Regions from separate parts of the Mus musculus genome. Here all the other regions are linked to region 2. A link is a loop called in an ENCODE intact Hi-C map of the cell type or tissue named here. Cell type or tissue: heart. All regions are shown on one strand.

The links. Peaks named below come from ENCODE experiments on the same cell type or tissue, not always from the same donor. Only the 100,000 strongest peaks of a DNase experiment are listed, where the experiment ranks them.
Region 1: it touches region 2 in a loop (4-fold over the local background); 18 of 42 quality-filtered maps call a loop at or near these places.
Region 3: a loop joins it to region 2, with 7 times the contacts of the local background. A loop is called at or near these places in 29 of 42 quality-filtered maps.

Annotation. Positions count from the first base shown.
Region 1 is chr13:43,393,946-43,401,945 of GRCm38, forward strand. It overlaps Sirt5 (sirtuin 5), which reads left to right. Exons shown (of 9, transcript NM_178848.3): 9 at 792-1,258. The coding sequence ends at 867. Nol7 (nucleolar protein 7) reads left to right here and starts at 4,431. Exons shown (of 8, transcript NM_023554.2): 1 at 4,431-4,713; 2 at 4,790-4,850; 3 at 5,566-5,624; 4 at 6,648-6,676; 5 at 6,908-6,989; 6 at 7,352-7,473; 7 at 7,555-7,632; 8 at 7,817-8,000. The coding sequence starts at 4,460. The coding sequence ends at 7,896. In heart, a CTCF peak has its summit at 4,396 (motif pointing right); DNase peaks (open chromatin) are centred at 4,456 and 4,546; H3K4me3 peaks cover 1,873 bases; H3K27ac peaks cover 901 bases.
Region 2 is chr13:43,179,925-43,187,924 of GRCm38, forward strand. The region is part of intron 3 of Gm40929 (a long non-coding RNA gene); the gene reads left to right. Among named protein-coding and RNA genes, the nearest start is that of Gm40929, 12 kb to the left of the region's middle. In heart, a CTCF peak has its summit at 3,161 (motif pointing right); a DNase peak (open chromatin) is centred at 3,144; H3K4me3 peaks cover 1,141 bases; H3K27ac peaks cover 3,689 bases; H3K27me3 peaks cover 902 bases.
Region 3 is chr13:43,317,941-43,325,940 of GRCm38, forward strand. No RefSeq gene overlaps it. Among named protein-coding and RNA genes, the nearest start is that of Gm52047, 16 kb to the left of the region's middle. In heart, CTCF peaks have their summits at 918 (motif pointing left) and 3,727 (motif pointing left); no DNase peak of the experiment used is centred here.

The sequences.
Region 1 (8,000 bases), 210 kb after region 2:
GTTTCATCTTTGCTCTTTTTGGTTAGCACACAGGCCTTCCATTTGAGATGGAATTGGCTAATAGGAGCCCACCTTTCCTCATTCCTATAATTTTCCTGGTGTTCCCTTAATCTTCCCAAAGATTCTGATCACCCTAGCCCTTATGAATAGACACCCAGACTTCCTGAACCAGAATTTACAGCTGGGGAGTAGCTGTTTGTTTTATTTAGGGTTTTACTGCTGTGAGCAGACACTGTGACCAAGGCAATTCTTATAAAGGACAACATTTAATTGTGGCTGGCTTACAAGTTCAGAGATTCAGTCCATTATCATCAAGGTAGGAGCATGGTAGCATCCAGGCAGACAGGCATGGTGCAGGCAGAGCTGAGAGTTCTACATCTTCATCTGAAGGCTGCTAGCAGAATACTGACTTCCAGGTAGCTAGGAGGGTCTTAAAGCCCACACCCACAGTGACATACCTACTCCAACAAAGCCACTCCTACTCCAATATGGCCACACCTCCTAATAATGCCACTCCCTGGGCCAAGAATATTCAAACCACCACACACACCTTTAATCCTGGCATTTGGGAGGCAGAGACTAGCTGATCTCTGTGAGTTCAAGGCTAGCCTGGTTGGTCTACACAACAAGTTCCAGGCTAGCCAGGGTTACATAATGAGATCCTGTCAAAAGGAAAAAAAAAATCTATTAAAAATTTAAAACACCATTAGCTATATGCTATTGGCTGTAGTTGTACATTCGTTTTGCTGACTCGCACCTCCTAATTCTGCTGTATGGCTTCTTGTGTTTAGGTTTCATTTTCCCGGACCCTGTGGGAAAACTCTTCCTGAAGCCCTTGCTCCTCATGAAACTGAAAGGACTTCTTAACCGCCCTGTGGAAAGAGGAGAAGGACCTGCAGTACGGTATCCTGGAGTGCTAAAGCAGGGCACTAACGGGAAAAATGGCTTTATGGATGGTGAGCTGAACTCTGGAAAAATATGGAAACACCCTTCAAGCCCCAAGCAGACAATCTGTTACGTGATGGGTTTCAAAATACCAGCAGCAAATGTGTTTGATCTGGAAGAGGCTGTCAAGTCCTTCCATATTATTTGATTTGAACTGAAATATGAGTAATTGGGATTTGATATTTTTTGGTTAGTTACTGGAAGGGAAAATTTTGTAATTAAATTGCTTTAGAAGGCAATTATCCTGATTGTATGTTTGCATCTTGGGCAAAAACAGAAAAAGAGAATTAAAACCCTGAAAGTTAAACCCTCATACTTATTTTTTTGTACTTTTTTTTTGTAGAAATGCAACTACTTTTATAACTGGTAACTTACTGTATAAGGATGTTCCTCCAAGAGCTGCCCTGGCTTGGGGCTTCGTTTCTTTTCAGTGCTTACTTCCCTTGGATGTCTTACCTTAAAGAATACTGAATAACTTGCAGCAAGAAGTCACGCAAAGCAAGAAGAGGAATGTCCGAGTAGAGACATCAGAATGAGGACAGGAACACTGCAAATCCACGTTGAAGCAGATGTGCTGCCTCTAAGGAAAGGAAGTGATGGATGACCGTTGCTTCACGTCATAAGTGAAGGAGAGATAGTCTTTGCCGGAGCTACAGGTCCTTGAGAGGATGGCCTTTTTAACCTTGCAATAAAGTAGCAAGAACGCTGCTCTGTCTTTAAGCTCTACCTGCTGATGCAGCCGGGGCCTGAATGAGAGGGATGAGAGGCCCAGAAGGAAGCTGTGGCCACTAACATAGTAAATGCCCTCCTTTGGATCCAGTCAGTTCTCCAGGTAACTATGGACCTGGTCCGCCTCCCCTCAGCCCCTTCAGAAATCCATTTGCTTTAATATCTTGGGTTTCTGTCCCTAGTTACGTGGCTATGACCAAAGTACCCGAGAAAACTTAAAAGAATGAAAGAAAGGTCCATCATGTCTCGGCTCACAGTTCAGAGGAAGGCATCTCAGCAAGGAAGACCTGGGGGAGGGAATGGCTTGGTCTGCGGCTGCGCAGGAAGCAGAGCCAGGGACTTCCAGTACTCCATTCGCTTTCCCGGTTCCCTAAGACTACAGTCCGCTCCTCCCATTCAGGGTATTTCTTCCTCAGCGAATCCTCTCTGGGAACCAGCAGGCACATGGAAAAGGTGTGCCTCACTGTTGCGTTAGGTGTTTGCCGAACCCGGCATAGCCGGGTACTGGAAAGCTGAAGACAGCAAGTTGGAAACGAAGAGGTGACAGACATCGGAACAAATGCCAGAAAGGCATGCAGAAAAGCTGGGGTCGGGTGGGTTGCGTCACTTGGATGGAGGCCACGTCCTATGCAACTCGGGGACTCAGCAAGTTTATTATGGGTAGCAGAAGGAATAGGGGTTCAGAAGTCTCTATGGGAAGACTGGAGGGGAGCCATTTCAGGTTGTAGTCGCCCACGAGGAAGGAGCTGCCCTTGCTAGTTTTTGCACACACTGCCAACATTGGCACAGGAAGCCTTTGCCATTTCCCTGAACCTGACCCAGGGAAAGCTTTGCCACTGGGGCATCAGGGTCCTTGACACTGACGTGGCTGGACCCATGTCAACAATACTCATTTACTCAGGACTTCGTGGCTCCCCACAGGTGTTTGTTAGTCCAACCATGTTGACATTTAAAATGATCTACCGCAGGCAACAAGGGAGAGTTGCGTGTACCATAGGTGACAGTCATTTGTAACAAATCCTAAAAGTCCTTTGCGTGAAGGAGATAGATTATCTGACCAATTGGGAGTCTGGAGAAGTAGCCAGGCAGCATGAGGGTCACACTGGAGGTGGTAAGCTGAAGCTAGGGAGCTAGTTATAATTTCAGTGATACCTTTCCAAGGTGTGTGTCTGTGTGTCTGTCTGTATGCAATGGCTATGCGTACTGCAGGGGCCAAAGCCCTTGGAGCCCCTGGAACTAGTCATAAGTGGTTATGTAGCGGGCGGTGGTGGCGCACGCCTTTAATCCCAGCACTCTGGAGGCAGAGACAGGAGGATTTCTGAGTTCAAGGCCAGCCTGGTCTACAAAGTGAGTTCCAGGACTGCTAGGGCTACACAGAGAAACCCTGTCTCGAAAAACAAAACAAAACAAAACAACAAAAAAAAGTGGTTGTGTGCTGCTTGACATAGGTACTAGAAACTGAACTAAGGTTCTCTGGAAGAGCAAGCAGTAAGTTGAAGTTCTCTTAACTGCCGAGCCGTCTCTCCTGCCCTCTGTGACACTTTAATGCGGCATCTACACGTATGGACCATCACATGCTTTTGGTAGGTTGTCACCGGGCTTCAGTTTAACCTCTCTCAATGCTAGTTACTGTAGGGGTCTGCTGATGCAAACATTTGTTTTCTTGCAATAGGTTTCACTTTAGTTCAGGCTGGCCCAGACTTTAAGATGTTCTTGCTTCGGCTTCCCGAGTGCTGGGATTTCAGGCGTGCACTACTCTGCCGGACTCAGAGAATGTTTTTCATTTGTATTTTCTATCTGACCGAGCCCAGACGTTTCAGAGCCACCCTCCCCATCCTTCTCTGCCTACGATGTCTCTAGCAGTTCTTGTTTTGTTTTGTTTCTGAGACAGGGTTTCTCTGTGTAGCCTTGGCTTTCCTGGAACTCACTCCATAGACCAGGCTGGCCTAGACTCACAAGAGTTCCTCCTGCCTCTGCCCCGCACCACTAGGATGAAAGGCATGCACCACCACCTACAGGCCTTGTTTTGATCTTTTTATCCACACTTATTTGTTCTTTTTAAATTGGAAACTGCTTCTAAACAAGAGGGGGGGGGGGATAAGGTTTAGAAGTAGGAAGTATATATGTTAACTAACCATTTGTCGAACATATAGTGTGACATTAGAAATCAATGACTTTAGAATGGTAGAAGCAACAGCCAGGTGACTTGAGTATTTAGAGAATAGTGTAACTAAACATGCCATGGTCTCTGGGTGGGACGTTGAAAGTCAACCGTTCTGCGTAGGGGAACACATATCAGAGAGGACAGCTCATCCAAGTGCACGGATAGATTAGGGAATGAAGAATCATTTCCTACTGTATAGCTGGTAAAAGACATCACGTGGGCCATGTATTCCCAAAAAATATATGGGCAGAGGATTGCAAGGGTTGGAGGGGGTGGGGGTGGTGATGGGGGTGGGTCGTACACAATACATACAGGGATGCATCTCACAAGCAACGATGGTCATTTATTTCGTTATTTATTATACCCTTGCCTCTGTTCCATAGATCTAAGCAACCTGGGGGAGAAAAAAAAAAAAAAAAAAAAAAAAAGGCGGCGACACCTAGCAGCACGAAACCACGCCCTCTTACCCCCCCCCCCCGTCTCAGCCATGAAAAGCCCCGCCCTCCCGCGCACGCGCCTCAGCACGTTTCGCGGCCTCCGAACCAGCAGAGGGCGTAGAGAGCGCGCACCGCGCACGGCTGCTTCCGGGTCAAGGGTCAGACAGCCGCCTTTCCGTTTGCCATGGTGCAGCTCCGGCCCCGCTTGTCGCGTATTCCCGCGCCGGCTGAGGCGATGGTGGACGAGGACCAGGCGGCCTCGGAGGAGGAGGAGGCGGAGCACGGCCTGCTGCTCGCGCAGCCTAGCAGTGGCGCGGCCGCCGAGCCCCTGGACGAGGAGGAGGACGCGGACGACGAAGCCCCGGAGGAGCTGACTTTCGCCAGCGCCCAGGCGGAAGCCCGGGAGGAGGAGCTGCGCGTGCGCGCGAGTGCTCGCAGGTGCAGCGCCCGGGAATGTTGGCGCCTCGGGACTCCCCAGGCTCGGCCGGCGCTGACCCGACTCCTTTCCTTCCAGGGATAAAACGCTGTTGAAGGAGAAGAGGAAACGGCGCGAGGAGCTGTTCATCGAACAGAAGGTTGGACGCGGGACTTGTCGCTTATGTAAACTCGGCCGGGGCTAGAGTTCCCTTGCTAAAAGCTCCTTAAAGGATAGGGTACTGGAGAGGTGCAAGGGCCATTGGCGTTTCTTGGAGTCTGCCGTAATTCAAAGTAGGCGTGGAAGCACTGACACTCATCTATCCCTGACAGTAGGTCTTACAGGCTTCCAGAGGTGGTGAGGTTTGCTTGAGTTTTTAAAATTCTAGGCTGGAGCTAATGATTTCTTTTTTCGCACCCCAGAGATCTGATTTCGAGTGGCCATACCTAAATACCTTTCAGTTAGTAGCCGGGATACTTGAACGTTGAGCTACTTTGGGTAAAATGACAGGGAATGTATTGGGCTTTCTTTTCTTTTCTTTTTTTTTTTTTTTTTTTTTTTTTTCTTCCGAGACAGGGTTTCTCTGTATAGCCCTGGCTGTCCTGGAACTCACTTTGTAGACCAGGCTGGCCTCGAACTCAGAAATCCGCCTGCCTCTGCCTCCTGAGTGCTGGGATTAAAGGCGTGCGCCACCATGTCCGGCCTGTATTGGGCTTTCTAAATCCAGTCTTAATGTTGTCGGTTTAGAGGCAGCAGGGACGTATTCACAGATTGGCCCGAATTCAGGACTGTTCGAAATGAGTAACGTTAGAAGTTATCTCCAGGCATACCTGTACCTCACTTTAACTTGTCATCAAATGTCTTTATCCCCAAAGAAAAGAAAGCTGCTTCCAGATGCTGTATTAGAGCAGCTAACTACAGCTTCAGAGGCCGAGTAAGTATTGCAGTTTCTACGTGCATAAAGTCTGTAGACCCTAAGAAATTCTCCCCAAACTTAAAAGCTACACAGTGCTTTTGGAGTTCCTCAACTTTGTCTAGCAAGATAGATGGTAAGTAAGTGACTGAGAACATTTAGTGTTGCAGCAGGAACTTAAACCCAGACTTTCCTTTAGCTTGCTCTACCTGCCGCCACCCCTTTCTCTGTTCCTCATTTCGTTTAGCAGCCGTGTTGCCAGTGCTTCAAACCCAAAGCTTGAGTTTACGCCCTGCTGAATTCACTCCTTGGTACATTCTTTTTGTTTTTCTAGACAGGGTTTCAGTAGCCCTGACTGTCATGTAACTCTTGCTCTGTAGACCAGGCTGACCTCAAACACAGATTTGCCTGCCTCTGCCTCTTGGTGCTGGGATTAAAGGTGTGCACCACCACACCTGACCTTAGAACATTCTAACTTCTCAAGTCTTTTTTCTTTTAAATCAGAATAGTAGTTCCAAATTGTTGGTTACTTTCCATAATTATTCAGATCTTTAATCCATGAGGTATATAAGCAGATGTTTGTGCTTTTAGGTGAGGTCCTTCTCTTTCCTACCCGAGGTCAAGTGTGGACCCTTTCTTCTCGCTCCCTCCTCCATAACTTCCCATCTGTACAGGCCTCTGTGCTTTCTCTTCCAGGCAGTTTAGTCACTCCGTAGGTACCTGGAACTCATCCTTGGTCTCCAGGGTCCAAACTGTTGTCTAAATCTAGTTTCTCAATACTGTGAGACTAGCACCAGCCTTTACTTGATCTTTGGAATGCTAAGTTAACAGTTCTGAGTTTCTATTAACAGTGCTCAAATTTAAGTTCTGAGGACACTCCATACTAGTCAAATGACTGGGAGTTGTGGCAGCGCTGTGTGGCTCAGTGAGGAAAGATTAAGGGCAGGGGTCATGAAATCGAGAGAGGATCTTGGATACTTGTTTTGAGTACTCTCTATTGCCTGCCAGTCCCATCTTTCGTTTTTTTTTTTTTTCCTCCCGCAGCATAAAGAAATCACCAGAAAACGTAAAAGGTATGACTTGTCCTTGGTTAAGTAACTTCATGTAATGGTAAAGTGCACTTGCAGAAATTTTTGGTTATTTGTGGTCCTTAGGCCTGGCCAAAGTTGGCTTAAGCCTGTTTTCCACTATTTTCTTCAAAATAAAACCTGTACTCACATGATAGGTGGTCACCAAAGTGAGTAACTTCCATTAGGTGTTAATTTATATAAATACTACTTACAAAGTGGATCTTATTTTTTCAGTTAATTTGAAAAAGAAAAGTGAACAGCATGCAAAAGGAAGAAACTCCAAGAAAGTTAAAGTACAGAAAGTGCAGTCTGTCGGGTAATGAGTTTTGTTCCGTTTTCCCCGTGGGATGCAGTTTCCATGTAGTTGATAGTATTGGTTTACTTGTAGAAAAGTATCAGTTTTGATAGTAACAAAGTGAGATCATGTAGGCGTTAGGAGTCATAAAGTACAGTCCCTGCCTTGTTTCTGTGAGGCCCTGAGTTTGACACCACCCTAACCCCATCCACCTTAAGGACGGAAAAAGTTGGGTTAAGGATGTTGGCCAAGTGGTACAGTACGTACGTAGTGTATGGGAGCCACCTTGGGTTGACTGTCCCCAGCACCATACACTACAGAGTTATGCAGGAGAACAAGCATGTACCCTCTAATTTACGTTGACCTTTTGTATTAATCACCAGTCAGATTGAAAGCTACATGGCTGTAAGGCTTAAAGATGAAGATCTGAGAGATTCAAGGCAAGAGGCAGCCAAACACTTCATCCACAGTTGTTTATATGGTTCAGATTCCAAAAGGACTACTGGTAATTTTCTTATGGACTATGTCTGTCTCTCCCTTAGTTTCTCACAATGACAAAGCAGTGATGTGTGATTCTTCCCTTTAGTAAACAAGTTCCTGTCTCTGAACAACAAGAGGTCACCAGTGAAAAAGGCTGCAGCCCAGTTTCTGACTAGCACCTGGGGTAAGATAGCGCGTTCATCTGTTGGCTTTAGTAGTTTTTACAAATAAAAGGTTTTTGGAAGGAGGTGGGTCATGATTTTAAGTTGAAAGATCTACTTTATGTAAACTAGACGCTCAGACTTTGTTTCTTGGGTTTTGAATACCTGTTGACTGTTTTTACACCTGGAGCTTCTGTTCTCTTATAGGAGCTCAGAAACAACAAAATGCCAAGAGGTTTAAAAAACGGTGGATGGCCAAAAAGATGAAGAAGAAAACTTATAAGTGAATCAAAGTCAAGTGAAATGAAAAACCTGCATTTTGCATGCATAGTTTAAGATTACTGGGTGCAGAGAGGGTTCATTTCTCAAAATTTAGTCACTGATAAATCAT
Region 2 (8,000 bases):
TAGACTCTGTGAAGAGTTCATTCCGATGCCCCGCAGTGGTGGTGCACGCCTTTAATCCCAGCACTTGGAAGGCTGAGGCAGGCGGATTTCTGAGTTCAAGGCCAGCCTGGTCTACAGAGAGAGTTCCAGGACAGCCAGGGCTACACAGAGAAACCCGAAAAAAAAAAAAAACAAAAAACAAAACAAACAAAAACAAGAATTCATTCTGGATAGTCCTTAAGCTCCTGTCTCTGGGCATTAGAGCCGTCAGAGTGTGGCTGGAGCCTAGTGAGTGAGATCCTCTGGAGGTGATTCTAAGTTGCAGCCTCTCTCTAGGATGAGGATTCTTAATCAGGATCAGGTTAGAAGGCAAACAGTCTTCATGAGAGACAGATGGGGTAAAGATTCTCTTGGAGCTGAGCAGGGAACAAGCGCGCATACCCTGGACACACCTGGAGGCCTCCTGAGGCCCCACCCACTATCTCAGCCGCTCTTTGTTGAAGCAGGGAGGGATCGAGGGCTTTGCCTCTCTGGCCTCTGGAGCCACAGGGACAACTGTCAGCCTAAAGGTAAACTCAAATTACACTTGACTGGGTCCCTGTAGACCTTTGGTGCCACAAGGCACACTTGGGTGTGGAGGAGGAAGAGAGGGTATTTTTGGTTAAGCATCTGAGCCGAATGTTTGCGGAACACACGGCTCATGTTGGTAGAGTGTGCTGCATCCTAATTGCTAGAGGCCGGACCTTGTGGCTGACCTGTTACCCGGGACGGAAAAGCCAGAACCGAGCATGGATTGTTAGGTTTGCTTTCGTTTGGTTTCAAGATAAGGCCTTTCTGTGTAGGACTAGCTGCCCTGGAACTCACTCCATAGACCATGCTGGCCTCAAACTCAGAGCTCCACCTGCCTCAGCCTCCAGAACGCTAAGATTAAAGACATGCGGCACCACTGCCAGGCTCCAGAAATTTGTTTTTTAATGAGGCAATTTTGTGGTGGTGGTGGTGGTGGTAGTGGCGGCTCCTGAGCGTGGATTATATGTGTTTGCACCACTGAAAGTAAAAGGTTCTGGTCGGGGGTTGGGGGGGGGGTATAGGGGACTTTTGGGATAGTGTTTAAAATGTGAATGAAGAAAATATCCAAAAAAGAAAAAAGAAAGAGAGAGAGAGAGAGAGAGAGAGAGAGAGAGAGAGAGAAAGGAAGGAAGAAAGGAAGAAAGAAAGGAAGAAAGAAAGGAAGAAAGAAAGAAAGAAAGAAAGAAAGAAAAAGGTTCTTTATGTACAAGTACAGATCAGTCATCGATTGTGGGTGTGGCTGCGCAGGGTGGGTGTGGCTGCGCAGGGAGGGTGTGGCTACGCAGGCTGGGGGTGAGAAGTACAACGGGAAGCTAGAAGTCAGAGGACAATGCACAGGAGTCAGTTCTCTTCCACCATGTGGATCCTGGGGAATCAAACTCAGGCCCTGAAGCATGGCAGCATGCGCCTGCACCCTCTGACCCATCTTATGGAAAACAGTTCTGAGACAGCTGTAAATGGTCTGCGGATCAGCTGCTTGGCAGGTGGCAACTGGAACAAGACCTTTCTCTCCAAGACACAGCAGGAGGCTCAGAGCAGTTTCTACCTCTGCAGAGCTTGGGTCGGATGTTGTCTCTTACCTGGCAGGGCAGATGCTGGGGCTGCAGACGCAGGATGGAGTCGGATAGCAACCTAATCTCAAAGCATAGGGAACAGCAAAAGGGAACGGTGGGCCATGGGGTGGCCCACAGTCTCTGATTGTCACAGCCAGGTCTCACCATACTGCCTTCCATTTCTCCAAGATGGACTTTGCTTAGGCCAGGAACTGCCAAGTGGCCCAGAGGAAGGATGCATGGATAGGCAAGTTAGAGAAGGACTAGAGGTGTTGCTCAGTCCATAGAGTGTCTGCCTGGTATGCACAAAGCTCTAGGTTCAGTTCCCAGCACCACACAAACGAAGTGTGCTGGCCTGTGCCTGTAATCCCAGCAACTTGGGAGGTAGAGGCAGGAGGATTGGAAGGTTAAGGTCATCTTTTGTTACATAGTGAATTTGAGGCTAGCCTGTGCTGTATGAGACTTTTGGGAGGGAGGGCAAGGAAAAGAAAAGAAACTCTAATGGGGATGATGGAATATATAGCTCATGAATATGTGGACAGGTAACGCTGGTATAAGCTGAGATTGTCCACAGAAGTGGCTGTTAGTATAGATGCTAAAACACAGGAAAGAGAACATTAAGTCTAAATGGCTCAGAGCCACTTGACAACAAACCTCAAAATACTTCCCTGAAATGCTGAGATGCTGGGTGTGTGGAGACATAGCCAACACTCCAGGAATGGAAACAATGGAGGGGATTGCAGATTGCGAGTCATCTCACCAGCAGTACCCTACTGACCCTGTGCAGCCTCAGTGGCTTCTCGACAGACAGGTAGAAATCTGGTGTTGCCATGCCTTGTCCAGGTCACTAAAGCCCTCTTGGCAAATGTGTGACTCCGTGGCCTGTGTAACCTGGGTAGTACCTGCAGCGCTTCGCTCTGGATCTGGGCTGAGAAAACCTGCCTGGGAGTGGATTTCAGTGCTGTGTTGTAAAGCAGCCTTCTCTTCCCTCCATCCTGACCTGCTCCCGAGTCTGTGGGTCAGTGGAGCGCCACTGAACTGCACAGAGCTGTGAGCAATGCATCACAGGGGATTTAACTTATCTGAACACATCACTTGTGAAAGGGCTTTTTGTAAACCCTTTATCTGGGTCAAGGATGCTGAATCACTGTTAAAGAAAGCACAAGGAGGCTCTTCACAGATAGGGGAACAAGACTCGGCTGCTGCAGACTCCGGCGTCTGTGACCAGGCTTGAATGGCTCCACAAGCCCTGGCCTCATTCTGCAGCTTTCAGTGTGGGGGATGAAAGGCAATTCGGAGCTGGAAAGAGTCCTGTCCTGGAGTCGCTAGCTGTCAGTGCTAATGAGCTGTCTGCAGACCTCTGCCAGGCTCAGAGGGAGCCTTTCATGTACTCCACCTGTGTTAGCAGCCGCCATATAAGGAGGATTTGTTGCCCTAAAGAATTACAAATGCCCCTTTTGCTTTGAGACTCTCCAGGGTAAGAGGGGTTCATAAAGGTGGCAGAAGAGACAAAATGAGACTATCCATTCCCAAGAGTTAGGCTGGCTTCCCTGGCCAAGGCCAGAAGGTGGCGCTGTGGTTCAACTACTTGAGACGCTTTCACGTTTGTGTTTCAGTGCCGTAAAACATGCATAACGGACGTTTTAATTATTTTTAAGTTTATTGTTCAGTGTCATTTACTAATTCATATAACTGTGCAGCCACGGCTCAAATATCTCTAGAACTTTATGAAGTTGTGTGTGAGTCTGTTGGTTGCTTGTTTGAGACAGGGTTTCCCTGTATAGCCCGGGCTGTCCGGGAACTCAACTCACAGGCTGTCTCCCACTCCTCCCATAAAACAGTGTTGGCAAATCTGCTGCTCCTCCAGCGCCAGCAGCAGTGCCTTTCTTGGCTATGCTGTTAGGTTATAGGTAAAACTGAATTTTCCTTCCCCTCCTCCCCCATCCCTTTCTCCCGCTCTGGTCCATAGGTTTATTTGCTTCACATGACAAACGGTTGTGAACCACCATGCGGTTGCTAGGATTTAAACTCATGAGCTCCGGAAGAGCAATCAGTTCTTTTAACCACTGAGCCATCTCACCAGTCCATAAAGCTGAATTTTCAACATGCGTCCAAGCCTGCAGATGGTTCCACTTAAGATTGCCATGGGAGAGCAGTATTTTATTGTTGTTTTTATCTTGTGTGTGTGAGTGTTTTGCCTGCACATATGTCTAAGCACCACAAGAGAGCTCTATCCTCAGGGGACAGAAGAGGACAAAAGATCCCATGGGACTAGAATTTCAGACAATTAAGAGCCTGTGGTGGTTTGAATAAGAACAGCTCTTGTAGGCTCATCTATTTGAATGCTTAGTCACCAGGAAATGGCACTGTTTGGAAGGATAAGAAGGTGTGGCTTTGTTAGAGGAAGTGTGTCACTGGGAGAGGGCTTGGATGTTTCAAAAGCCCAAGCCAGGCCCAATGGCTTCCTGCTGTCTGCAGATCTTGAAGTCAAACTCTCAGCTATCCTGTTTGCCTGTGTGCCACCATGCTCCCCACGTGAAGATAATGGACTAAACCTCTAAAACTGTAAGCAAGCCCCACTTAAATGCTTTCTTTTCATAAGAGTTATGGGGTCATGGGGTCTTTTCACAGCAATAGAACACAAGAGACATAAGACAGAGCCATATTGTGGGTACTGGGAATTGAACTCTAAGTCCTCTGGAAGAGCAGTCAGTGCTCTTAACTGCTGAGCCATCTCTCCAGCCCCAGTATTTTTATTTTTAATGAATACATAATTGTACAAGTATGTAAAGATAAAGCCACAATCTCAGATAGTTAATATTTCGTTGTATTTGGAACTTTAAAAATACTGTTTTGAAATACTCAAATTACATGCACGTGCACACACACACACACACACACACACAAACACAGTGCCATTTGACATCAGAGGTTACCCGCTTATCCATCCACTCTACCCATGAACCATCTCTGTCTCTGCCCCACTCCTCCTTCGGTGCCTGGCTTGTTTCATGTAATGCCTTCTAGTTCTACCCACTTTGCCTTAAATGATAGAATCCGGATCTTTTTATGGCTGAAGGATACTGTTATGCGTGAATGCTACACAGTATCTTTATCCGTAGAACCCAACCGTGATGCATTCCTAGCTTCATCCTGTCTCATCTATTGCCAGTACTGCTTCCATGGGTTTAAGTGGAGCTGTTTCTTCTACATCCTCAGTGAACGAGTCTCCCCAGGGACTGCTCACCTCTATAAGCTTGCCACCTCAGGCATTTGTCACAACTGTAGAAAGCCAGGGCACTGATTTCGTCGCCTTAGATATCTGCACAGAGGCACTTCTGCTCTGCTTTCCTACAGAGCCCACAGTGTCCGTTCTCTGTGGTCCTGTACTAGTTTACACGACCACGTTGTAAAGCCTTCACCTCACCCGTGATCATCCTAAGTGGAGAGAGATAACTTAGGGTGGGTTTTTTGTTGTCCTGGATATGATCAGTACATAGCATTTTGTCAGATACCTACCTGTTGGCCTTTTAAAATATTGTCTGTTAGCATTTTGTCTAAGTTCTGCCCCACAGTTACCTGGCAACAGTCAGGCCCAGGCGTGCCTGACTCACTATAAAAGGGCTGCTTGCCCCCTCTGCTCTCTCTTGCTCTTGCCTTCTTGATCCTGCTCTGTCCTCTGACCCCTCCCCCCACTCTCCTCGTGCTCATGGCCGGCCTTTACTCCTCTATTCCTCCCCCCTACCCCCACTCCAGCCCCCTTCTCTGTCTCTACTACCCTCTTGACTCCCCTCCCCATGCCCTGCATAAACTCTATACTATACAGTCCTTGTGGCTGGTCCCTCCGGGGGAAGGGATGTCTCTGCATGCGCCAAAACATATCCCCTGTCTCCTTTTCTTCTTATAAACACATCATCTGTTGACAAATGTCCATTCAGGTCATTGGTCCATTTTTAAAATCAAATTGCTCGGCTCTTTTGTTTTTGCTGTTTTTCTGGGATTAAAGGCGTGTACCACCACCGCTCAGCTTGAGTCGGTTTTCTAACAAGGTGCACATCTATTTCCTTCTGTGTGTGGGTAGCTCGTTTCCCCAGCACAGTTAATTGAAGAGATTTCCCCTCCTCTAATGTATGCTCCTTCAGACTGGCACAAAACTGGGCTGAAAACATGTGGAGCTGTTTCTACCCTGACCCTTTGGCTGAAGTGTGACTTGTAGTTTGTTTTGAAGAGGGACACTGTAATGCCTCCACGTCTCTTCCCTTTGCTGAGAATTACTTTGATTGGTCTGAATCTTCTGTCATTCCACATAAATTCTAAGAATGTTCTTTCTGTTTCTGTGGTATTTTGGTAGCAGTTGCCTAGAGTCCATCAGTGCAAGGACATCTTGTTTTTCATTGATTTTTTTTTTTTAGGTTAGCATATGGTACCATGGATTTCATCGTAGTCTCTTCATATGTCTGAGTCATTATATTTAGTGTTCTTTTGTTCCCAACTCCCGTGTCCCTCTCCACACTACAGCTGATTTCCTTTCTTACCCCATTAGTTTCTCCTCCTGCTTTCGTTCCTTTCTTTAATTAAAAAAAATATTTATTTATTAATTTTACGTCTGTGAGTACACTGTTACGGTCTTCAGACACACCAGAAGAGGGCATCATATTTCATTACAGATGTTCATGAGCCACTATGTGGTTGCTGGGAATTGAACTCAGGACCTCTAGAAAAGCAGTCAGTGCTCTTAACCGCTGAGCCATCTCTCTAGCCCTTCTTTCTGCTTTCTTATCACAGGTATTTCATGTATCCTCTCCATCCCTATTCCCCACCTCACTTAAGTTCTTTTCCTGGCAAGATGGCTTCAGCAGTTAAGAGTACTGACTGCTCTTTGAGAGGACCCCAGGTTGGATCTCCAGCACACACATGGTAACTCATAACCTTCTAGAACTCCAGTCTCAAGGAGACCCAACACTTCATCTGGCCTCCATGGATACTGCATGCTTGTGATGCACAGACATACACACAGGCAAAACACTTAAGCACATAAAAATATAACATAGCTCAAATCAGCCCCCAATTCTTTAAAAGATCTCTTCCTCTCATTTTGTAATCCTCTTTCAAGTTTTGTGACCTATACACACACATGCTTACTCACACCCATGTACAACATACACACATACCAACACCAATACGTATAACTGTAAATCTAGAGTCTATGCAGAAAAGAAAATGCCATCTATCCTTCTGAGTCTGGCTTGTTTCTCTGAAAACAGTGATGCCCATTTCCATCCATTTTCCAGCAGATGCTATGATTAGAATTTCCTTTATGGGTACATAACATCCCACTGTGTGTAAGTACCATGATTTTTGGTTTCATTTCCTTACTATTGTGAGCAGTGCAGCAGGTAACATGGATGTTCAAGTATCTCTGAGCTGTGCCAACTTAAGAGTCCTCTGGGCACAGATGCGTCCTGTGGTCCTATTTTCGACTTTTTGAGGAATCTCCATCTATCTCCACAATGGCTGCACAAGCTTATGTGCCCCCAGCAGGCAATCAGGGCTCCTCCTCCCCGTGTCCTCCTCGGTATGTGTTGTCATTTGATATTTCAGTCATTCTGACTGGGGTGGGATGGACTCTGAGAGCAGGCTCAGTTTTCATTTCCCTGATGGCTGAGGGCGCTGGACACTTTAAAAAGTATCTATTGACCATTGCTCGTTCTTCTCTTGAGAGCTGTCTCCTTAGCTCACCGGTTCATTTATTGACCAGATGGTTCTGTTTCACTTTTACAGCTTTTTACGTATCCCAGATATTAATTCCTTGTCTGATGCATAGTTGGAAAAGGTTTTCTCCCATTCTGTGGGCTCTCTCTTCTGGAAGTTTCCTTTACTATGTGAAATCCTTTTAGTCTCATAAATACTGTGTGTTAACTGTTGACACTGCTTTTTTTCCTATACAGTCCCTTTCAGACCATCCTGGCCATTGCCTATGTCTTTAAGTATTTCCCAATCCTATTCCTCTAGCTATTTTCAACATCCTGGGTCTTACATTAAGGTCTTTGATCAGTTGTGAATGGATTTGTGTGCAAGGTGAGAGATCCATGTGTCTTAGTTAGGATTTAATTGCTGTGAACAGACACCGTGACCACAGCAACTCTTTAATTTAATTATCATTTAATTGGTGCTGGTTTACAGTTTCAGAGGTTCAGTCCATTACTGTCATGGCAGGAAGCATAACAGCGTGCAGGCAGACATGGTTCTGGAGAAGCCCAGAGTTCTACATATTGATCTGCACCTAGCAGGTGACTGTATCACTGGATATAGATTGAGCGTATATGACCTCAAAGTCCGCCTCCCCAGTGACACACTTCCTCTAACAAGGCCACACCTCTTCCAATACAACCACACCTC
Region 3 (8,000 bases), 140 kb after region 2:
AAATTACACACACACACCCAATTTAGATGAATAGAGAAATAAACATAAACACTAAAATAATAGAATAAAACCCAAGAATATAAAAATTATCAATAATAGTAAAATATTGTTATTAATTAAGGGACTAGTGAGGTGGCTCAGTGGGTGGAAGTGATTGGTGGTCAATCTGGGCCAACTGAATTGGTCCTCTGAATTTACATAAATACAGGAGAGAATGGACCCCCAAAAGTTGTCCTCTGACCTATACACACATACACACACTCATGCACACACTATGATATGCTCCTAACACATACTTACACAATAATAATACACAAAAGTAAATTTAAAATAAAATAAATTGCCATTAGGTAAAATAGACAAATCTCTGAAGAAAGGCAAAACAAAAAAACCTCAGGATTGAAATATGGTAAAGTCTGTCTATTATATAGTTTCGAAACTTTAATTAAATAGACTTTATAGAACTATATAAGTTATATTGACCCCAGGAAGAAGAATCAGAAAGTTTGTATGTGACAGTGATTATTAAAATAATCTGATGGCCAGTCAAATGTCTTCAAGAAAGGAAAAAAAATTTATATATACTTACCCCAAGACAGGGTTTCTCTGTGTAACCCTGGCTATCTCAGAACTCGCTCTAGAGGCCAAGCTGGCCTTGAACTCAGAGATTTGCTGCATGTGGCTGACAACTACCTGTGACTCAATTCCAAGGGTTATAACCACCTCTTTTGGCCTCCATAGGCACCAGGCATACATATAGCATAAAAAATCTTCAGAAAAAAAAATATATATGGGGATGGAGAGATGGTTCAGTGGTTAGAAGCACTGACTGCTCTTCCAGAAGTCCTGAGTTCAATTCCCAGCAACCACATGGTGGCTTACAACCATCTGCAATGGGATCTGATGCCCTCTTCTGGCATGTCTGAAGATAGCTACAGTGTACTCATATGCATAAAATAAACTAAATAAAAAAAAACATATTCAACAAATCTAAACTAGAAAACTTAACTTGATATTTGATATTTGATAACTCTGTAGCTCCTGGTGAAAGTGCAAACACACTTGATGAAAATCAGGATACACACACTCCCTTACACACACTCCCTCCTGCTACCTGTTAGCTCTTGGGTTCCACACAGGTCAGGACACACAGGTCCTGACCCCAAATTCCAGCTTCTGGAGACAAAGAGGAAAGGGGATAGATCGAGCAGAGATCTTGCAGGTGAGAACTTTATAGTAAGGGACTCCTGAAGGCTATCGACAGTGTGGGGCACTGAAGAGAGAGACTCCTTTCCCACCAAACAAAGCAAGATGTCCATTCTTAAAGGCTTCCAAGGGTAAAGTGGGCCGAAGGCTTAGCTGATTGGTGGCCTACTCTATTGTACTTGCAATCACCTTACCTCTGATTCCCCAGGGGCAGGGGTACACATAATAAATAAATACATCTTAAAAAAAAAAAAAAAGGAATGTCAGTTGTGTCCATGAGGAAGGGTGGGCTTGGAAGGCAGAGCAGGTAGGGGTGGGGGTCACCACTTTCTACCAGGGTGGATTTTAAGTGTCACTAGTCTTTGGTTATCATCCTTTCCTTTGAAATGTGGGATGGGTTTCCCGCCCACTGAGTGTGGCTAGACTTGGTGACTCACTAAGGAGTAGAAAGATGTGTGTGACTTTGGAAGCTATGTCATAAAAGGAACTGCAGCTTCCTGCTTGCTTTCGCCTATACACTTATCTTGGATCAGGGAAGCCAGCTACCCAAGTCGTGAGAACTTGGGGCAGCCTGGTGGAGGGCTACTGGGGAGAAAATAGAGGGGCTTCTAGCCAACTGCCTTGTGTGCACCTTCTTTGAAATACACTTCCTATAGACCTCAGATGTGTCTCAGTCCTCTTAAGCCGCTGAAAAGATGCCACAGCCCCAATGGCTGAACAGCACACACTTCTCAGAGCTCAGGAGGTGGAAGGTCTGGGATTGAGTGCTGCTGGATCCCATGTCTGATGAGGACCCGTTTTCTGATGTGGCCTGGGGGGAAGTGATCTCTTCCTGTCCTTCTGAGGGCTTTAAACCCATCACATGGCTCATTCCCATGATGCCATCTACACCTAAATACTTCCCAAAGGTCTTACTTCCAAACACCACCATGCTTCAGATTAGATCTTCAATCCCCCACTCCAGGGGTGGGGTTGTGTGTGGGAGGATTCGATCTGTAGAGGATAATTGACATATCATGAACAACTTTTACCTGTGGGAGAGAAGCTAGACTGACTCCAGAATCTTGACCCCAAGAACCTACGGGGTAGTAAATGTGACTCTAAGCTGTTAAATGTTGGAGGCCATGTTTTGTGCAGCAGTGGGTAACTGAAATATTCTAGTAGCAGGAAGCATTTGTGAACCCCAAGAGACCAATCAGGAATCCATCTGATGCACGAGGGTCTTTATTCACAAGCTCCGGTTTAAGCTTAACTCACCACCAATCCACAGGATGGTTCTGGTGGAGAAAAACCCCATGAACACTCATTGGGACAGGCTTCATAGAAAATGGCAAGGGATGGGGTGAGTGTTTCTAGCCCGGCAAGCATCTAATTGGGGTGGTACTGTGGCCTTTAGTATAATTAGCTGGTGCTGGGAGACAAACCATAAACTTAACTTCTGCTTTTCTCCTGATTGGTTGTTGTTAGGCAGGGGTGGGCGTATAACCTGGGGGTACAGATTTGTTAGGGGAGACCGGTGCTAGATGCAGATATTTGGGAGGGGGGGTAACCTGGAAACTGGTGCTAGACACTGGATTGTGGGGGTTCAGGGGGGTGTAACCTGGAAACTGGCAATAGGAACCGGCCTGTTCAAACTTGGATCAGGTTCTCTAAGATAGAGTCTCAGTCCAAAAAGATTTGGTCTCACAATACGACTTCATACCTCTATAAAGAACTTCAGACTTTTTTAAAAGATAAAATGAGCAAACATGAGAAATGCTTTAAACCTGAGACATGCATATTTTTGTAGAGGAATTTTAATCCAGCAACATGGTTGCTGGAATACAGACATGCCCTTAGTACACACCTTTAACTCCCTAACGATGTAGGTTAACGTTACTTTCTAGAAGGAAGCAGCCATATTGGATAATGATGTCTAATTGAGGAACAAAGTGATGAATCAGGGAAAGATTTGACAGAATGAATCAGAGATAGGATATGCCCAACTTTCAGGAGAACAGGACAGGAAAGAGAATCTATTTAAGAGCAGTTCAGGGAGAGAGAGTGGGGGCAGTTCTGTCCAGTCAGTTGGGAGTTGGTGTAGTGAGTGCAATGCAGTGGAGTTGAGTTCAACCGTTCTTGCAGTTCAGTGCAGGTCAGCAGAGGCAGTTGAAGCCAGAGGATAAAAAGGAGCCAGAAGATTAGAACAAATTGCCAGTTAGTTTGAGGCCAAACAGAGAAATTCAGTGAGAAGCTGAGAGAAGCAAGATTGAATCAGTCAGCTTGGAGAGAAGTTTGAGCCAGAGCAGCTGAGTTGAACCAGCCAGCCAGAGTTCAGAAAGAACTAGAAAGGGTGAGCTTATTCAGCAGTAAGCCTCGGAGATGACAAGTACATCTGGTGAATATAAGTTGTATTTATGGGCTGGTGAGTTGGCTCAGTGGTTAAGAGCACCAGTTGCTCTTCCAGAGGTCCTGAGTTCAATTCCAAGCAACCACATTGTGGCTTACAGACATCTATGAGGGGATCTGATGCCCTCTTCTGGCCTGCAGATGTATATGCAGCAGAGCACTCACATAAAAATTTTTTTTTAAAAAAAAAGCCAAAAAAAGTTACATTTACATATTTTATTAGACTTTCGTTGCTGTGACAAAATACCAGAGCTAACCAACTTAAAACAAGAAAGATGCATTTTGACTTAAGGTTTCAAAGGTTTTGGTTCAAGGTCCTTTGCTCTCATTGTTTTGGGCCTGAACTGGGGGTGTATCTCATTGTGGGAGCTGTGTAGCATAGATGTTTATCTTCTAGTGGGCAGGGAAGAGAGAGGTGGAGGGAAGCTAGGGACAAACTATACTCTTCAAAGACACAGTCTAGGTGACCTTCCTCTAATCGGGGCCCACCATTAAAGGGCATATTGGGGTATGAGCTTGTCTGTGGGTTAGCACCACAGTGACTGGACCGTGAGGGCTCATTGGATGATGTATTCATGTGGCTAGAGTCCCGGAGAGACAATCACACCCACCTCTGAAGTTTGTTACTGAATGTTCCTAGGATCTAATCTCTGCTGTATGTTGGGGGGGGGGGGTGCTACATTTTATACCCAACCCACAATACCATACCAAACCACATACCATAAAGTAACAGTTAACCATTTGAGGGGTGTCTTACTTAGGGTTTCATTGCTGTGAAGACACACCATGACCATGGCAACTCTTATAAAAACAATTAGTTAAGGCTGGATTACCATTTAGAAGTGTAACAAAGTTCTACTAGTCAGCATTTCCAGATGGTTAATGTGTTACTATTCATATTTTTAAAAAATCTCTCCCCAAATGTGTCCACTATCCAAAATTCAGGAAGTAAAATACAAAGAAAATAAATATGCTTTATGGGTTCCACCATAATTGACATTTTTTGTGTACCTACTCCTAAACTCTTCTTCAATATACATGTAGGCATACTGTGTACACATATACTTCCTCTCTGTCTTTTTTTTTTCTTTCTGAGAATCTGACCATGTACCTGAGGCTAGCCTAAAACTCATGATCCTCTACTCCTTCCTGCTAAGATTGCAGTTATATGCCAATACATCCAACAACTCTTCACACTTTATAAATCCATCCTGTATTTTTGGGGAAGGGTCTCACTTTGTGGATCAGGTTGGCCTAGGTCTCGCTATGTGGGTCAAGTTGATCTCAAAATTATGGTCCTCCAGCATCAGCCTCCCAAGTGCTGAGATTTTAAAGCACACACCACAACACCCAGTTTCATCTTGCTTTTCTCAGGATACTTTGTTTGTTGTTATTGAGACAGAGTCTCCTGTAGCTTGGGCTAGCCTTGAACTTGCTTTTAGTTTAGGATGACCTTGAATTTTGGATCCTCCTGTTTCTAACTCCAGGTGCTAGAATTACAACTGTGTGCCACCACAGAGTATGCAGTGCTGATGATAAAATTCAGGACTTCATGCATGCTGGGCAAGCTCTTACCAACTGAGCTAGCCTTGGCTCCATTCTCATGATGCTATTAATAGGCCTCTATCCACATCAATATCATTCCAGACTAATGTTTCAGAAAATCTCTTGATTTAATATATTTAACAAGTCTCTTATTTTTTAACTTAAAAACATTTATTTGTGTGTATGTGTGTGGGTGAGGTGTGTGTGTTTGTATACGAATGTGGGTATCCAGGGAAGCCAGAAAAGACGACATATCCTCTGGAGCTAAAGTCACAGGCAGCTGTGGGTTGCCGAGTGTGGCCCAGGGAACTGAACTCTGGTTCTAAGCAAGAGCTTTCAGTGTTCTTAACACTGAACTATTTGTCCAGCCCCAGCCAATCCCTTGCTCAATGACTGTAATTTGTTTCCCGCTTTGTTAGTTTGGATTTTTAAAACTTTTTATTGATTCTTTGTGTTTCATATCATGCACCCCAGTCCATCCCATCTCCCCATTCCCTCATATCTGCCTTTCATCCTTGCAACCTCCCCCTCAAAGTAAAAATTACACAAACAACAACAGATCATAGAAAACATCTCAGTGTGGAAGCTGTAGTGTGTTACAGTGTGTCCCACAGTATACTCCTCGGTCCACACACCTTCACTTTCAGTTGTTCATCGCAATGAGTCATTGGTCTGGTTTGAGATCTCTGGCTTCTGGGACACCATCAGTATTGGATCCTCATCGAGACTCTTCCCAGTTATCCTGTTGTTGCCCTGTGTGATGGAGATCCTGCAGCTTTGGAACAGCAGGACTGGACCTTTCATATGTCCCAATCTTTTGCAGATGATACAGATTTGGGGTGGGCCGTCTCAGAGCTCTGGATCGGGACCTGGGTGGTAGCAGAGCTGATCCGTCCACCAGCTCTCCCTTATCAGCATTACCAGGGCAAGCACTCACTCTTCCTTCACAATGCTGCCATCAGCGGGAGGAAGGGTCAGTTCTCTCCCTCTCAAACCCTTAATGCTAGCTCACTCGAGCCTTTGCCATCAGAGCCAGCTACACTGTGTTGCCTAGGTCAGGTGCAGAGCCTGCTTTCCAGAGTGCTACACTTAGTGAGGGAACAGGGCTAGCTCTCCTCCTCTCATGCCCTCAGAGCCAGCTCTCTTGACTAGACCACCTACTAGAGGTGGCAAGAGGAGCACCACCCCACACCCATGCCAAGAGTGGGAGTGGGGGGGGCAGCTGTTCAGTCTCACCTGCACCCCCTTCACCAGGGCTAGCTCTACTGTGCTGCCCAGGTGAGGTGCAGGGCCCGCTCTCCTGAGTGTTGCAGTTGGCAGTTTGGCTTTTAAGAAACAGATATTGGAGATGGGTTGTTGTGGCAATCTCTAGGTTAGAATGGCAAGAAGCCCCAGAGGGTCTATGGAGGTGACTATAGCAAAGATTCCTAGCAGTGAGGGCTATGGATCCTGAAGAGGCCATTCCCTGTAGCCAGGCAAGACTCCTAGTGGAAGGATAAGGACAGCAGCTCACCCACAAAGCCTTCAACCCAAAATGTGTCCTGCCTACAAGACTTGCAGAGACAAAGAGAGATCAGAGTCTCAGGGAATGGCCAACCAATGACTGCCCTAAATTGAGACCCACCCCATGGGCAAGAACCAATCCCCAACACTATCAACGGTACTCTGTTATGCTTGTAGACAAGAACATAGCTGTCATCTGAGAGGATCCACTCAACCACCAATGGAAAGAGATGCAGAGACTCACACCCAAACAGTAGATGGAGCATGGGGACTCTTACAAAGGAGTTGGGAGAAAGAGGATAGGGACTCCATAAGAAGACAAATAGAGTCAACTAACTTGGTACCTAAAAAGCAAGCACAGGCTGGACCTAGAATGAATCCCTGCACGTATGTTGCAGATGAGCAGCTTGGTCTTCATGCGGGTCCCCCAAACAACTGGAGCAGGGGCTCTCCCTGAGTCTGTTGCCTACCTGTGAATCCCATATCCCTAAGTGGACAGCCTTCTTTGGCCTCAGTGGGAGATGATATGGGAGGGATAGGAGGATGGGATGGGGGAGGGTGATACCCAGAGAGGGGCTTCCCCTTCTAAGGGTAATGGGGAAGAACTTATATGAGGGGGTAAGGGGAGAGAGGAAGGGCTGATATTGGATTGTAAAGTGAATAAATAAATTTAATAATGATAATAAAAGAAACAAATATTGTTGCTCAACAGAGGAAAATGGACCTCTGTGTGTTCAATGTGAGCAATGCAATGAGACCCTGTCTGAAATATTAAAAGAAAAAAATCCACAAATAGTCTTAAGGAAAATTTTATACACACATATTTATCTTTGTATTGCTTACTGAAGTAAAGATGCCTGCTTCAGGGATGGCTCCGTTTTAATAACTTTTGAAACATACTGCCAGCCCCCCTCCCCTCTGGAAAAGCTGTACTGGTTCATACTTCCATTCCCCTCAGTAACTCAGACAACAAGACCCTTCAGACTCCCTTGACCAACATCTTCTCTGTGGCTTATTGTCTCCAGGAAGGGCCCTGCTTCCTGGAAACTAACAAACCCCCAAGTCCTCAACCACAAACAGACTTTTATTTATTTAATTTATGCATTTCATTTCTATGTGCAGAACTGGGGATGGTGACTGGCAAGCATTCTGCTACTGTGCTCTATTCCCAGACCAGCATACCTTTTAATTTATACCAACACCACATTTTAAAAAATAAATCAAGTGAATATAATGTGTTGTACTATATTTCAACATTGGATGGGTGTGTGTTGAGCTAATGTTATGTTCGTTTCTAGGCGTTCTAAGCCTCTTTCCCTTCGATGAGTGAACTGTTCTCTTATTCAGAAGCCATGGAT